2 separate regions of the Mus musculus genome follow, and region 1 is linked to region 2. A link is a loop called in an ENCODE intact Hi-C map of the cell type or tissue named here. Cell type or tissue: gastrocnemius. All regions are shown on one strand.

What was found. Hi-C counts contacts between places; a loop is a spot of excess contacts. Peaks named below come from ENCODE experiments on the same cell type or tissue, not always from the same donor. Only the 100,000 strongest peaks of a DNase experiment are listed, where the experiment ranks them.
Region 1: a loop joins it to region 2, with 2.3 times the contacts of the local background. A loop is called at or near these places in 18 of 42 quality-filtered maps.

What each region holds. Positions count from the first base shown.
Region 1 is chr4:108,471,178-108,479,177 of GRCm38, forward strand. Tut4 (terminal uridylyl transferase 4) reads left to right here. Exons shown (of 31, transcript NM_175472.4): 3 at 7,696-8,000. The coding sequence starts at 7,787. LOC115490068 (a small nucleolar RNA gene) reads left to right here and starts at 3,736; the gene lies at 3,736-3,863. In gastrocnemius, no CTCF peak of the experiment used is centred here; no DNase peak of the experiment used is centred here.
Region 2 is chr4:108,336,424-108,344,423 of GRCm38, forward strand. Coa7 (cytochrome c oxidase assembly factor 7) reads left to right here. Exons shown (of 3, transcript NM_027250.4): 3 at 1,700-4,295. The coding sequence ends at 2,148. Among named protein-coding and RNA genes, the nearest start is that of Gm46889, 11 kb to the right of the region's middle. In gastrocnemius, a CTCF peak has its summit at 3,130 (motif pointing right); DNase peaks (open chromatin) are centred at 2,118, 3,125 and 3,731; H3K27ac peaks cover 1,142 bases.

The DNA of each region.
Region 1 (8,000 bases), 130 kb after region 2:
CTGTCCTCAGCTTTGCTATGTTGTTGAGGCTAGCCTTGAATGCTTCATCCTCCTCTTTACACCTCTCAAGCATTTGGGAGGTGTTCAACTCACCATTGCATTTTTTTTGGAGTAATTTTTCTGGGTTGTTTTCCATTTTTGTAAAAATAAATACTCAAACCAAAACCAAAGAAAATTACCTTACAAAGAGAAAAGGTTTATTTTGGTGCACAGCTCTGGAGGTTTCATTCTAATTGACTGACCTTGTTGGTTTTGGATATTTGGTGAGGTTGCACATCATTGAGGTAGTGAGTTGCAAAACCTTATCTTACATCCAGGAAATTAACAGAGTTAGTCTCCCTTTAAGGGCATGTTTCTAATGATTAATATTTTAAATTTCATTTTAGAGTTGTAGGTTTGAATTTGTAAATTGTAAAATTGTATATTTCACCCCCCCGCCGGTGTGTGTGTGTGTTACAGTCAGGACAGACAGCCTTCAAAGAAGTCCTTTTTTTTATTCTATATGGAACCTAGTTGTCAAAATAAGGTCCTTAGGCTTGGTGGCAAATGTCTGAGCCACTGAGCCATCCCACTAGTCCTAGCCTATGATTAGACTTTCTACTAGGCCCTATGTTTAAAAGTTTCCATCACCTTTGTTATTGATGAGTAAGCGTGGGCCTTTTGCAAAAAATGAGATCCAAGTTGTGTAGCATAGGTTATTCTGGTTTTAATATATTTGAGGTGCCTTTATAAAACCACAATGCATTTGGGCATTTTCATCATCAGTGCACAAATGTTATACTGCAAAACATTTTTGTTTTGTTTTGTTTTTTGACCATAGTTCTTAGTTCAAAACTTTATCCTGAAGGCAGACTTGACTAGCCAGTAAGTAAGCTCCTGGGATCTGCCTTTTCACCTCTGGTTGCCCACTGCTAGGAGTACAGATGTGCAGCATTGCGCTGGGCTTTTATATGGTGATTGGGATTTGAAGTCAAGTCTTCATGTTTTTGCAGCAGATACTTTGTCCATTTAGCTATCTCTTCAGGCCACTTTATCTGTATCTCTTAAATTGTCCTTTATGAATGTTTATAAAAATAATGTTTGTTACATTTCACTCCAGATTTATTTATATGTTTGCTAGAAAATAAATGCTGTGTAATTTTCAGGGCCCAATACAATAGAGTCTCTTGTTTAAAAAGTAGGAACAAATCCCTATTAAGCTGCTAGAATATACAGTTTATTCTTTATTAAGGATATTTTTTTGTTTTGGAACTCACTAAATTTAACTGTTTTGTGAGTATGGATTTGTAGCTAGGCATTGGAGCCTGGCTGGTTCAGTAGTGGGCACACAACTGGAGAATATTATATCCATCTCCCATTTTCCAGTGTGGCAATAGGTGAATAAGGTCTTTGCATTTAATTTAGCATGTATGTGTGCACATGCACATGCCATAGCACATGCATATGTGGAGGTCAGAGAGCAACTTGTGGGAGACAGTTTTCTCTTTTCTACTATGTGGGTTTTGAGATTGATCTTAGACTATCAGGCCTGTTGATAAATACCTTTACCCACTGAACCATCTCATTTGCCCTAGTGAGGTTTTTATAAAACAGAACAAAGAAAGCTAGGAACCAAAGTTTTTTGGAAACATCAGGTTAGGTGATTACAGTAAAGCAGGGGATCTCTGCTATAGGCTTCAGATACTGTCTGATGATATTTTAGGCTGTGGGTAGTAGAAGCTTGGGACCTCTTTGAACATTCCTGGTAGTCATAAGACTGTTAGGGCCAACACAGAGCTGGGCACCCATTAGTTATTACGGGAACTATAGATAGTCAGATTATTTGGCTCTCTGTAGTCTTGGTTGCTCTAATTCAGTTTGCCTTGTAGAATCTTTAACACAGGTATGACTTTCTTCCTGGAAATTTCAGTTCACATCAGTAGGATACTGTCTACAAAATATTAAAGACTAATAGAACACCGCTAGAAAATTAAAAAAAAAATTAGTTACTAGGTGATGTAAAATAAAACTTCTAAGCCGGGCGTGGTGGCGCACGCCTTTAATCCCAGCACTCGGGAGGCAGAGGCAGGCGGATTTCTGAGTTCGAGGCCAGCCTGGTCTACAGAATGAGTTCCAGGACAGCCAGGGCTATAAAGAGAAACCCTGTCTCGAAAAACCAAAAAAAACAAACAAACAAACAAACAAAAAAAAACTTCTAAAAATATAAACCATTTTCTTCAAACATGTTTTGCATTTATTTTGTATGTGTGTCTGTTTTTGTATGTGTATATGGTCATGCATATGCATGTAGAAATCAGAGGATAACTTGGGGAGTTAGTTATATCTTCCACTGTCTGAGTACTAGGGATTGAATTCAGGTTGTCAGACTTTGAGACAAACTCTCTTATAAGCTAAGCCATTTCGTTGGCTTTTTTTTTTTTTTTTTAAATAAGATGTGTCTGTTTCTGTAGGAATTTAGGAAGAGCCATTTATCTAAGGAACTTCAAAAACATTTTTTGTGTATTGGGTGAATATGTGCATGTGAGTGCTGGGGCCCATGGAGGCCAGAGCTGTTGGATCCACTGGCATGGGGATTTATAGGTGATTGTGAGCCACATGATTTAGTTTCTGGCAATTATAGTTCAGTCCTCGGCAAGGGCAGTATATTCTCTTAACCTCTGAGTCATCTCTCTAGCTCTTGGCAACCCTTTTTTTATTTATTTAATTTTTTTTTTCGAGACAGGGTTTCTCTGTGTAGCCCTGGCTGTTCTGGAACTTACTCTGTAGACCAGGCTGTCCTGGAACTCAGAAATCCACCTGCCACTGCCTCCGGAGTGCTGGGATCAAAGGTGTGCGCCACCACGCCCGGCTTTGGCAACCTTTTTTTTTTTTTAATTTTTGTTTATTTGTTTTGTTTTGAGAGAGGGTCTTTCTTTCTTTCTTTTTTTGGTTTTTCGAGACAGGGTTTCTCTTTATAGCCCTGGCTGTCCTGGAACTCACTTTGTAGACCAGGCTGGCCTCGAACTCAGAAATCCGCCTGCCTCTGCCTCCCGAGTGCTGGGATTAAAGGCGTGCGCCACCACGCCGGGCTGCGCCACCACGCCCGGCTGGCAACCCTTTTAACAGTTGTATAGAACATCAAGAATAGGAAAAGCAAAATGTGTTTATTATTAAATACAAAAACACAAAATCCCTGGGCGGAAACTTTTTGTTTTGTTTTGTTTTTGTTTTTCTATCCATTTTCTTTGTAGACCTAACTGGCCTTGAATTTAGAGGTCCAGCTGCCTCTTCCTCGAGTGCTAGAATTTCTGTACCATGGCCACCACCTGGCGCAAAAACATTTTTTACAGTTGTAAATTGTTATAGATTTTACCAGAAAATATTAAAATAGTTAATATACACCTGTGAGATGGCTTAGAGGGACTTGCTGATCTTTAATCCCTGGAATCCACATGAAAAGAGGAAGAGAAAGACTTGACTTCATAGAGTTGTCCCTGACTTCTACCAGTATACTATGTCATGCCTCCCCAAACACAAATAATAAATATATTTAAGATGTATTTATTTTTATTTTCTGTATATGAGTGTTTTGCTCTGACTGTCCTGGAACTCCCTGGCCTCGAACTCGAAGAGCTTCCCTTGCCTCTGCCTGCAGTGCTGGGATTAGAGGTGTATGCTACCATGCCCATGCAGCCAGTGCTCTTAACAGTAAGCCATCTCTTTGGTCTCAGAACCTAATACTTGTAAAAAAACAAAGGTAGGTGGGTTTTTTGTTCAACTGGTAGACATAAAAGGCATGAAAAACAGGTGCAAAAATGAATAATCTTTTGCAACCAATAACTCATTCTACAGTATGAGTTTTGATATGTTTAAGAAGGAGTATAATATGACAGCTGTAAATGATAATGGTGGTGATAACGAGGCTTGTCTTGAACATGAGTTATGGAGTTGAAGATACTTGTCTTACTGGGAATGGATGTTCATTTATTTCAATGTTGTATTGGCATATTCTACAGAGCCATAGCGTTCCTGAATGTGATATTATAGAAAGGAGTATAATCTTAACTTTTTCTTTTTTTCCTTTTTTTTTTTTTTTTTTTTTGTTTTGTTTCTGTTTTTCGAGACAGGGTTTCTCTGTATAGCCCTGGCTGTCCTGGAACTCACTTTGTAGACAGGCTGGCCTGGAACTCAGAAATCCGACTGCCTCTGCCTCCCAAGTGCTGGGATTAAAGGCGTGCAGTGCTGGGATTAAAGGCGTGCGCCACCACGCCCGGCTTTTTTCTTTTTTCTTTAATTATTATTTTTTTAATTGATTATTTTTTTTTACATTTCAAATGTTATCCCCCTTTCTGGTTTCTCCTCTGCAAACCCCCTATCCCATCTGCCCTCCCCACTGCTTCTATGAGGGAGCTCCCCCCAACCCCCATTCCCACCTAGCATTCCCCTATGTTGGGGCATCGAGATTCCACAGGACCAAGGCCTCCTCTCCCATTGATCCCAGATAAGGCAATACTCTGCTACATAAGTAGCTGGAGCCATGGTTCCCTCTATGTATACTCTTTGGTTTGTGATTTAGTCCCTGGGAGCTTTGGAAGGTCTGGTTGGTTGATAGTGTTCTTCCTATGGGGTTACAAACCCCTTCAGCTCCTTCAGTCCTTTCCCTAACTCCTCCATTGCCATCTCCATGCTCAATTTGATGGTTGGCTTCAAGCATCCACATTTGTATTGGTCAAGCTCTGACAGAGCCTCTCAGGGGACAGCCATATCAGACTCCTGTCAGCAAATTTTTCTTGGCATCAGCAATAGTGTCTAGGTTTGGTGTCTGCAGATAGTATGGATCCCTAGGTGGGGCAGTCTCTGGATGACCTTTCCTTCAGTCTCTGCTCCACTCTTTGTCCCTGCATTTCCTTTAGGCAGGAACAATTTTGTGTTAGTATTTTTGAGGTGGGTAGGTGGCCCCATCCCTCAACCAGGGGCCATGCCTAACCTCTGGATATGGTCTCTACAGGTTGTCTCTCCCCTTTGTTGGGTATTTCAGCTAATGCCATCCCTGTTGGGTCCTGGGAACCTCTTGCTTTTTTGGCATCTGGGACTTTTCTAGTGGCTACCCCTAGCTCCCCATCCCCCACTGCTACATTCCTCCTTTCAATTTCCTTACCCTCTATGCTTCCCCCCACAATCTCCTCCCACACCTTATCCTGCTCCCCTTTTCCCTCCCCCTCCCTGGCCCTTCCAAGTTCCTTCCTCCCTCTACCTTCCATGATTATCTTGTTCCTCCTTCTAAGTAGGACTGAAGCATCCACATTTTGGTCTTCCTTCTTCTTGAGTCTCATATGGTCTGTGAGTTGTATCGTGGGTATTTGAAGCTTCCCCCCCCCCCCAATATCCACTTACTGAGTACATACCTTACTGAGTACATACATTACTGAGGTGTTCTTTTGTGATTGGGTTACCTCACTCAGGATAGTATTTTCTAGTTCCATCCATTTGCCTGCAAATTTTATGAAGTCGTTGTTTTTAATAGCTGAGTAGTACTCTATTGTGTAAATGTACCATATTTTCTGTATCCATTCCTCTGTTGAGGGACATCTGGGTTGTTTCCGGCTTCTGGCTATTATAAGTAATGCTGCTATGGACATAGTAGAGCATGTGTCCTTGTTATATGTTGTAGCATCTTTTGAGTATATGCCCAGGAGTGGTAAGAGAAGTATGAGGTGCCAATAACTGAGAAGCAATCCATTCTAAAGTGGTTTCTAAAGTAAATTGTTAGAAGAAATTAGATGCCAAAGATCTTGATTATGTTTATCCTTGATTCCTACAGTGATAAAAGAGTAAATGAGGGGAGGGGAGGGGGAGATGGCTCAGTGGTTAAGAGCATTGACTGTTCTTCCAGAGGTTCTGAGTTCAATTCCCAGCAACCACATGGGTGGCTCACAACCATCTGTAATGAGATCCGATGCCCTCTTCTGGTGTGTCTGACGACATTGACAGTGTACTCACATATATATGTAAAATAAATAAATCTTGAAAAAAAGAGTAAATGAATTATGGGTATTGATAGTACAACTGGATCAAGCATCACTTGTTTGAGAATGGGCTTTATTGAGAATTCTTGAACTTAAGCCTCCCCAGTAGACAGTGAATTAATTAATTACAGGTGAAGTTTCTTAAAGAAAAACTTGACTTTAAAATAAAAAACTAAATGAAGATAATAGTAATCTAGGCTGAAATTAAAACAGTATGTATAGAGAACTTTCCTGCAAATTAGAATTACGAATTATGATTCCACCTGGATGAGATGCAGACATACATAGATTTAAGATTTCTTTTTGTGTGTATAGTTTTGCATATATTACAGTTGCAAGTAAATTGAATTCATGTTCTGAGCTTTTTGTTTCAGGTAATACTTTTGTGTTTATGTAATGAGTGTTTATATGATTAGACTTGATTGCTTTGATTTACAATTGAGTAATATTATCTAATAAAATCAAAGAAAGTAATATACTTTAATTCCAGAGAATTTGTTTTTGTTGGTAGAAGATTCTAGGTTTTTTTTTTTTTGCATAATGTTAAAAAACCCAGTTTCTATAATATGTAATATATAAGTTATTTCTGGTATATGAATACCTCAACAGAATGCAGCATTTTTTTTTACCATGTGTATAGTCCATAAATTTAAGGTTTCTTCATCAGTATAATTGTTTCTATTAATTTTATTTTAGAGAAAAGTAGACTGATTAATTTTAATGTCTCTTTTACTGTCACTTTCTTGGATTCACAGCAAAATTGAGCAGAATATAGAGTTCCCACTTAATTCTTGTCCTTCCATGTATGTAGCCTAACCCTACCATCTAAACTTGGCACTACAGTGATAAATTTATTACAACTGATGACTCTACACCAACAATGTCATCCTGCAAAACCCTTAGTTTCAAGCAACATTTGTACTTGAGCGTGTTCATTCTGTGGGTTTAAGTAAATATATAATAGCGGAATTTAAAAGTTTATTTACTTGAATTTGTTTATATTTCTCATGTTTAGAGACTCCAGTTTGAAGTAGGTTATGGTATAAACAGGCCTTTTTGGTAGGAAATCATGCAGGTGTGAGACTTTATTTAACCAGAAGATACTATAACTTTTTTTAAAAATTAATTTATTTATTCACTTTACATCAATATCAGATCCCTCTCTCCTCCCAGTTCCCCCTCTTAGAGTTTCTCCCCCATTTCCTCCTCCCATTCTCCTCTGAGAAGGGTGTCCCCCCTGGGTGTCCCCCCTTGCACATTAGTCACTATAGGACTTATGGTGCATAAAGATTGAAATTCTGCAGCTCTTCAGTTTTTTATTTCCTTGCAATGATAGAGGCGTATTATTTCAGGTTTTATCTTTCTGTTAGTAGAGATTCTTATGAGGTAATATAAAACAACTTAGTTTTTATAAAAAGGTTATTTTTGTTGTTGTTGTTTTTGTGGATGTTTTGTTGTCTTTTATAGTTTTAGGTGGCCTTGAACTAGTTATGTAGACCAGGCAGGCCTGGAACTCAGAGAGATCTGCCTGCCTCTGCCTTCTGATAAATGAATATTTAAACCCTTTTCATATACTTTCTGAAGAATGTTTATTTAGTTTCAAGAACACATTTTAAGTTTTTAAAAAATGCCTAATAAGTAGACATGTTTTTGCATTTAAATAACAGATTTTTATTTTTAAATCCTATAGTTTGCTTGCCTAAAGTAGATTTGGAGCAGTTCATACACCTGAGCCCTGCTATTCTACAGCGTCAGATTGGAAAGAGTCAGATTTTCAAATAATGGAAGAGCCCAAGACTTCTAAAAACGAAAATCATGAACCAAAGAAGAATATTATTTGTGAAGAAAGCAAAGCAGTTAAAATTATATCTAATCAAACCTTGAAGCCTAGAAATGATAAGTCAGAAATTGGGACCAGCTCTCTGAATAGAAATAGTAGTAAAAAAACCAAGCAAAATGATATTTGTATAGAAAAAACAGAAGCTAAATCATGTA
Region 2 (8,000 bases):
TGATGCCCCATAGGCATGCATATGATACAGACATACATACAGGCACTCATCTGTATTCATTAAGATAAGAAAGAGGGGAAGGTGGGAAAGGAGAGAGCATTGAACAGTCCCAGCATTTGGAGACAAGCAGCTGTGTATCTTATGAGGCTAGCCTGAGCTACATAAGGAAGCTCCAGGATAGCAAAACTATATAATAGAAAGTTCTTTTCTTAAAAAGAGATGGAGAAGAGAATTCAATGCCGTTTTAAAGATTTATTTTATGTATATGAGTACACTGTAGCTGTCTTCAGACACACCAGAAGAGGGCATCAGATCCCATTACAGATGGTTGTGAGCCACCATGTGGTTGCTAGGAATTGAACTCAGGACCTCTGGAAGAGTAGTCAGTGCTCTTAACCACTGAACCCATCTCTCCAGCCCAAAATAAATAATTCTTTTTTTTTTTCTTTTTTAAAGAGGGGAACAAGTCACTAAATTTGGCTCATGGGAAGAAGAAAGGACTTGAGTTCCAGTCCTTATCAGTCCATGGTACATCTCTAACCCTAGCACTCAAGAGTTCAAGGCCAGAATGAGCACGTGTAATAAGACTCTATTTCAAAAAGAACAAACAAAATCCCAGAACTGTGGATAAATAAAAATTGACCAGCACTTTTTTTTTTTTTTCAGACAACCTTATGTAGCTTAGGTGATCTCAGACTTTCTCTCTTGCCTCTGCTTTCTCTGTGTCGAGATTATAGGTGGTTCCCGCCATTCCCAGCTCCTGGGGCATTTCTTTCCTTTTTAGTTGTTTAGGGGTTTTGTTTGTTGTGTTTGTTAATTTGTTTTTTGTTTGTTTGTTTGTTTGAGACAAGATCTCTAGACCTGGGTGCCATTGAACTCACAGATATCCCCCTGCCTACTGCCTTTCAAGTGCTGAGATTAAAGGCTTGTAGCACTCATTGGGCTTTTTTTGTTTGTTTGACTGTTTGTTTGTTTTTAAGTCTGCCCTGGAAGGTTAGTTCCTGGAGCTTTGTAGGATCAGAATCCTTAGGTTCTCCAGGTCCTTGTGCACAGAGTATTCGCATAAATACACATCCTTCTATACACTTGAAATCATTTCTAGTTTGTGTTACCTAAGACAGGATAATCTCTAATGTAAATAGTTGTCATACATTGGACTGTTCTGGGAATAATGACGGGAAAATCCATGCATTTTTAGCACAGCCATGTTTTTTTCCCTGAATATTTTCAGTCCATGGTTTGTTAAATTTGCAGCTGCTGTCTGGTTTGAATGCTGTAATGGTACTTTTAACTAATGGGATCTGCATATGCAGAACTCATAAATATGTAGGGCCAACTGTAAGTTTAGACTAAGAAACATTCAGTTACTTATTTTAAAATGCTCTGTCCTCACTGAAGCCCCAGGAGATAGTCTCTGGTACTCTGACTTGGCATGTCTCTTCCTGTCTCGGCTTCCCTATAGGATAGTGAGGGAACCAAAGATTTCATGGCTACCTAACTGGCTACCCTCCTCCATCTTGCTTTAGCTCACAGGACTTGACTCAGGGATTGTTCCCCAACCTTGGCTAGAAACAAAGGTTCGGCCCTGGTGACTGGGGATTGAACCCAGGCCCTCCTACTGTTAAGCAAACACTCTCCCACTGGGCTTTCTGGCCAGCCCCTGAGTTTACTTTTTCTTCTTTGTTTTCTGTCTTTGCAGGTGGCCTGACTCAGGACCTAAAGGCTGCCTCTTCCTGCTTTCTGATGGCCTGTGAGAAACCAGGAAAGAAGTCTGTTGAATCCTGTCACAACGTTGGACTACTGGCGCATGATGGACAGGTCAATGAGGATGGCCAGCCTGACCTGGGGAAGGCCAGGGACTACTACAGCAGGGCCTGTGATGGTGGCTATGCAGCCAGCTGCTTCAACCTCAGTGCCATGTTTCTACAGGGTGCCCCTGGCTTTCCTAAGGACATGGGTCTGGCGTGTAAATATTCAATGAAGGCCTGTGACCTGGGCCATGTCTGGGCCTGCGCCAATGCCAGCCGCATGTACAAGCTGGGAGATGGTGTTGATAAGGACGAGGCCAAGGCTGAAGTGCTGAAAAACAGGGCCCGGCAGCTGCACAAAGAACAGCAGAAAAACGTCCAACCTCTAACATTTGGGTAGTGCGTTGCCCAGCCCCCTTTCCAGCAACAGACGATTCACCCTGGCAGCTCCTCTCCCACCCGAGAGGAGCCCTTGGAGGTCACTCAGTGCCATCTGCTCCAGCTTGTCACCTGCTGGGAGTGGCTAGAGTGTTTTAGTAAATGATCCTTTGTGTGTACTCTGTGAAGACACCTACGTTTATGGGGGTGTGTCTTAATTTCTAAACTGGACCTGTGAGAGGAGTAAACGGCAGAGCCGTAGACTTTTGGGGGCTGGGGAGACAAAGAGAAGTTGGGAAACTTAGCAGCCTGGGCCTGAAAGAATCAGCCATCGTTATCATTTTAGTTGGAAGAGCTTGAAAATTAGAAAGTATCCTAATTTGCATAACAGAGGTCTTAGAACATGGAGGCAGTCACGACTGCCGCCCTCTGCCTTACGTAACCCAGCCGTGGTGTGTGGTGTGGGCTCCTTGTCGATGCAGTCAGACCTTTCCGCAGACTTAGAGGGATCAGGGGCCTCGTGCTGAAGAAGGCTGAGGTGGTTACATTAGCCTTGCTTCCCCTCCTCTCGACAAATCTCTGCAGTTCAAAATTAGCCTCTCGACTGGCTCTGCTCCTCCAGGGAAGACAGATGACTCTGGAAGCAGCTCCAGCTAGGAATTTGGGACATGATGACAGGAAGCTGTCCACTGAGCCTCTCCTCTCTTCTCCCCTCCCCTCCCCTCCCCTTTTCTTTTCTTTCTTTTTCAAACAGACCCTTGTGCTGCCTTCTGCTGGCCTTGCCCTAGCCCTGCCCCAGCCCCACTGGTGCTGGGGTTACAGGCACGCACCACTGTGCCAGGCAGGACTGAGTCTGTTAAACAGGCGAATGCAGTGTTTCAGGTGCTTTTCCATCTGCTGTGCTGCTGTTCTCCAGATCCTGGCAGGATGCAGTGTGTTCATCATGGTGTGTATGTGTGTGTGCCCTTTTAAGAATTTTTTCCCTTCTGTTGTAACTCTACTTGTCACCAGGGGGCGAGCTTGTCCTTTTTCTCTGATAATTCTACCGTTGTCTGTCACTACCCTGGTCCCCCTATGTGGCAGTGTGGCAGCTAGCTTCCCAAGAAGACAGGCTTGCCTTTGAAGGTTGAGAGCACAGCCCCCTGCCTTCCGAAGTCCATTCAGGAGAGAGTTTTTCCTGAGTGCAGAAACAGCTTTTAAAAGACATCAAGTTTGTTTTCAGAATGTCTTGAAAATAGTATTTGGTGTGATTGAACACCATAGGCCAATGAGCATTGGAAAGGTGCTAATCATGCCTGGGCAACTACATAAAAACCACAGGAACACTTCTGCAGTGCCTGATGACCCACGTTTAGTCCCTGAGAGCGAGCGCACAGTGGAAGTAGACAGCTGATTCCTGCACATTGCCCTCTAACCCACAAAGGAGTGCACACACAATCAATGAATACATGTAATAAAACACGTGAAACAAGACAAATGATTTTTAAAAAGCCATGTGTGGTGGTGCACTTTGGAGGCAGAGACAGCCTGGTGCACATAGGAAGTTCCAGGGGTACATAGTGAGACCCTGTCTAAAGAAGAAAAAAAAAAAAAGAAAGAAATGGCAAATGTATGTGTGAGATGCCCTCTGCAGCATGACAGGAGGGGTGCAGACTGCACTGCACACACTGCTGTGACTAGAGGGGCCACACACCAACGCAGGAGGAATGCAGAGTGGCAGGGACGTGCATCACGAACTGGGACACAGTGGCACAGCCACTTGCAGAGACAGTATTTAAAGGAAACGTACAGCATCTTTTGGTAATCTTGTCCCTTTATAATTCCCCAGGGGAATTAGAAATATGCTCGTACCAAAATGCATGTGCATTTTCTTAGGAGCCTGTTTATAATTGCCAAAACTTGGAAGCAGTGACGGTGTCCTTCAGTAAACACAAGGATAAATGGTACATTCAGTGATGGAATATTTACTTCAGAAAAGAATCACAAAAGACAGAGAGGGCCCTATTGAATGAAAGGCCAACCAATCCATTCTGGATTACAACTGGAGGATACTGGTATCCTCAAAAAGTGGACCCATACTTTTGGTCTTAGATTTGGAGACAGAGACGGGTGATCTCTTGAGTTGGAGGCCATTTAGGGTTAGATATAACAACTTTGTCATGAAAAACCAAAAGAAAGAAGGAAGGAAAGAAACAGTACGTTAGAGCTTGGCAGTGTGTCTCAGTGGTAGAGTACTGTGTTCCAGCACTGCAGTTAAATCTGAGGTGGCCGACTGCAGAGCTGGCTCAGCAGACAGGAGCACTCGCTGCTCTTACTGAGGACCTGAGTTTGGTTCTATCACCCACATGTCGGCTCAGAAACTTCTCCGTCTAGTCCCGGGGGATCTGATAACCTCTTCTGGCCTCTGTAGGCGAATATGGAACACCGATATATATGCAAGCAAAAGTCTTATACACAACATAAAGTTCTAAAAAGTTCACGTGACAGGACAATTGGAAAACTTTTTTTTTTTTTTCTGAGACAGGGTTTCTCTGTGTAGCCCTGGCTGTACTGGAACTCACTCTGTAGACCAGGCTGGCCTCTGAACTCAGAAATCCGCCTGCCTCTGCCTCTGAGTGCTGGGATTAAAGGCTTGCGCCACCACACCTGGCTGGGAGAACATTTTTTCAGGCACACGAGACCACTCTGTTGGTACTCTTGACAGTGAATACAGGTCATGAGCCATCTTTTCACATTGGTAAAACGTGAAGAGTTAACCATGAAGTAAGCGAGGGCTTTACGGATGGCGCGTGCGCATAAGCCCTCTGCGGAGGGTGGCCAGGCTGTTTCATGTAAGGGCTGATTCTTTATACAGAGGAAATTACTATATTGTCTCAATTTTGCTATGAACCAAAGCTCTAAGAAAATGTATTCAAAACAGAATCACCCAGATACTACCTCAACCCAGTAGGACCACTACTATTAAAATAAACATCACATATAAATTGGAGTCTTACATACTGTTGGTTGGAATTTGTCAGCTTAGAAATAAATTTCTGTTTTATGAAATTGCTTGCAAATACTCGTGAGTATCAGCTTTGTAGAGAAAAAGCCTGGACTTCAGCTCTTACAGCTATTTACAGTTCTGGGTTAGTCAGAGGCAAACTTAAGCCTATATGTTTAGGCACCTGATAGTGAGAAAGATAAGAAATTTTAAATTAGCTCCTGGGAGCCAGTAATTCCACTTGTGTGTACACATCTGCAAAGCTGGATCTCCTGGGACATCTTTGTAGCCTGTGTTCATAGTAACATCAGCCAAAGGTCCAAGCAGCCCTCGTGTCAGTGAGTGAAGAGACACGGTGCCGGCACACAGCGCAAGCATCCACAGGAGAGGATTCTGATGTGATACCACATGAATAAACTGAAGACCCTGCTAAGTGAAATGAGCCAGTCACAAGAAGCTAAGTGACATATGTACTAGTATATAGCCGTGCGTGAAGAATTACTAAATGAACAGAGGTTTCAGGTTTGTAAGACAAAAACAATTGCTGGTGCTCGGTTGCAAGCGTGTGTAGGTCACCGGAGCTGGGTGAGCATGCATCTAGAATCTGTGAGCAGACAGGCAATCCTGTCTAAAAAAGGAAACCCAACAAAGACCTATCCTGTACATGTAAATATGGTTAAGATAATAAATAGTGTGTGTGTCTTAGCACCATTTTAAACTATTTACTTTTTTTAAGGCTAGGTCTCACTATGTAGCTCTGGTTGGCCTGGTGCCTTCTGTTCAGACTAGATTTGTCCTGAACTCAGAGATTTGCCTGCCTCCTCTTTCTAAGCACTGGGAATAAAGGTATGTGCCACCACATGTGGCCAGTATTTTTTTGTTTTTGTGTTGCTTTTCAAGACATGGTTTCTCTGTTTATCCTTGGCTGCTGTCCTGGAACTCACTTAGTAGACCAGGCTGGCCTCAAACTTACAGAGATCTGCATGCCTCTGCCTCCCACGTTCTGGGATTAAAGGTGTACGCCAATATCTTTTAAATGCAGAGTTAAAGATAGTATAGGAACTGGCAAGATTCCACAGCAGGTAAAGCCACTTGCTGCCAAGCCTGACTCCAGTAGGAAACAAAAAATACTATTTAAAAAAAATAAAAGTCTGGGCAGGCGTGGTGGCGTACACCTTTAATCCCAGCACTTGGGAGGCAGAGGCATGCAGATCTCTGTGAGTTTGAGACCAGCCTGGTCTACTAAGTGAGTTCCAGGACAGCCAGAGCTATACAGAGAAACCCTGTCTTTAAAAAAAAAAAAAAAAAAAAAAAAGTCCGCTGGGCAGTAGTGGCACACACACACAATTTGTTTTAATCTTATTCTTTAACATTTTAATTTTGCCTGCATTTATGTCTGTCTGCTTACCACTTGTATGCTGGTACCCTTGAGCTGGAGTCTCAGGAAGTTGTGAGCCACCATAATGGGTCCTGGGAACTAAACTCGGGTCCTCTAGAAGAACAAGTATGTGGTTTTGTTTTTGTTTTTGTTTTTGTTTTTGTTTTTTTGCGTTGTTTGGGGTATTTTGGTTTTTGGGGGGAGTGGCCAGAGGAGTGTAAGACAGGGTTTCTTTGTGTAGCCCTGGCCATCCTGGAACTCACTCTGTTTCCCACGTGGTTAGAGGCATGTGGCACCACCCTCTGGCTGAAGCAAGTGCACCCAGTGGCTAATAATGTCCCTCTAGGCCCCATCCAGAAACTGAGTGTTATATTCTGGGACAGGAGATGGCTCAGTGATGAAGAACACATACTGTCTTTACAGAGGACCTGACTTTGATTCTCAGCAACCATGTCAGGCAGCTCACAACGGCCTGTGATTACAAACCCGTGGATACAGTGCCTCTGGCCTTGGGGATGCCTGCACTCACGTGCATGTACCCATACACATAATGAAAATTAGCTTTCGGGCTGGAGAGATGGCTCAGCGGTTAAGAGCACTGACTGCTCTTCCGAAGGTCCTGAGTTCAAATCCCAGCAACCACATGGTGGCTCACAACCATCCATAACGAGATCTGATGCCCTCTTCTAGGTGTCTGAAGACAGCTACAATGTACTTAGATATAATAATAAAGAAATCTTAAAAAAAAAAGAAAATTAGCTTTCTTTTTTTCTTAAAGACTTGTTTACTATGTATAGATGTTCTGCCTGCATGTATGCCTGCACACCAGAGGAGGGCACTGTATCTCATTATAGATGGTTTTGCACCACCATGTGGTTGCTAGGAATTGAACTCAGAACCCTGGAAGAGCAGCCAGTACACTCAAACTTCTGAGCCATCTCTCCAGCTCCCAAAATTAGCCCTTTTTAAAATTAAGAATTGGTCCAGCATTTGGGAGGCAGAGACAGGTGGATCTTTGTGAGTCTGGTCTACAGAGTGAGTTCCAGGACAGTCGGGGTTGTTAGACAAAGAAACCCTGTATTGAAAAATCAAAACAACAACAAAACAGCCGGAAGAGGGAGACTGCTCAGTAGTTAAGAGTAGTTGCTGCTTTTGCAGAAGACACGGGTTCCCAGTACCTACGTAGTGCCTTACAGCTACCCCTAGCTCCAGTTCCAAAGGATCCAATGCCCTCTTCTGACCTCTTCAGGCACCAGGCACACATGAGTGTATGCATACACATAGACAAAACATAAAGATAATAATTTTTTAAACATTAAAATTATTCAAAACACTTCATAAATACGGGCATTCTCTGTCGCTAATACTTTGGCCTTTTTCTTTGCAAGAATCATCTTTGCAAAGCCAAGTGTGAGCCTGGTCTACAGAGTGAGGTCCAGGACAGCCAGGGCTACACAGAAAAACCCTGTCTTGAAAAACAAAACCAAACAAACAACAAACAAAGTCAAGTGTG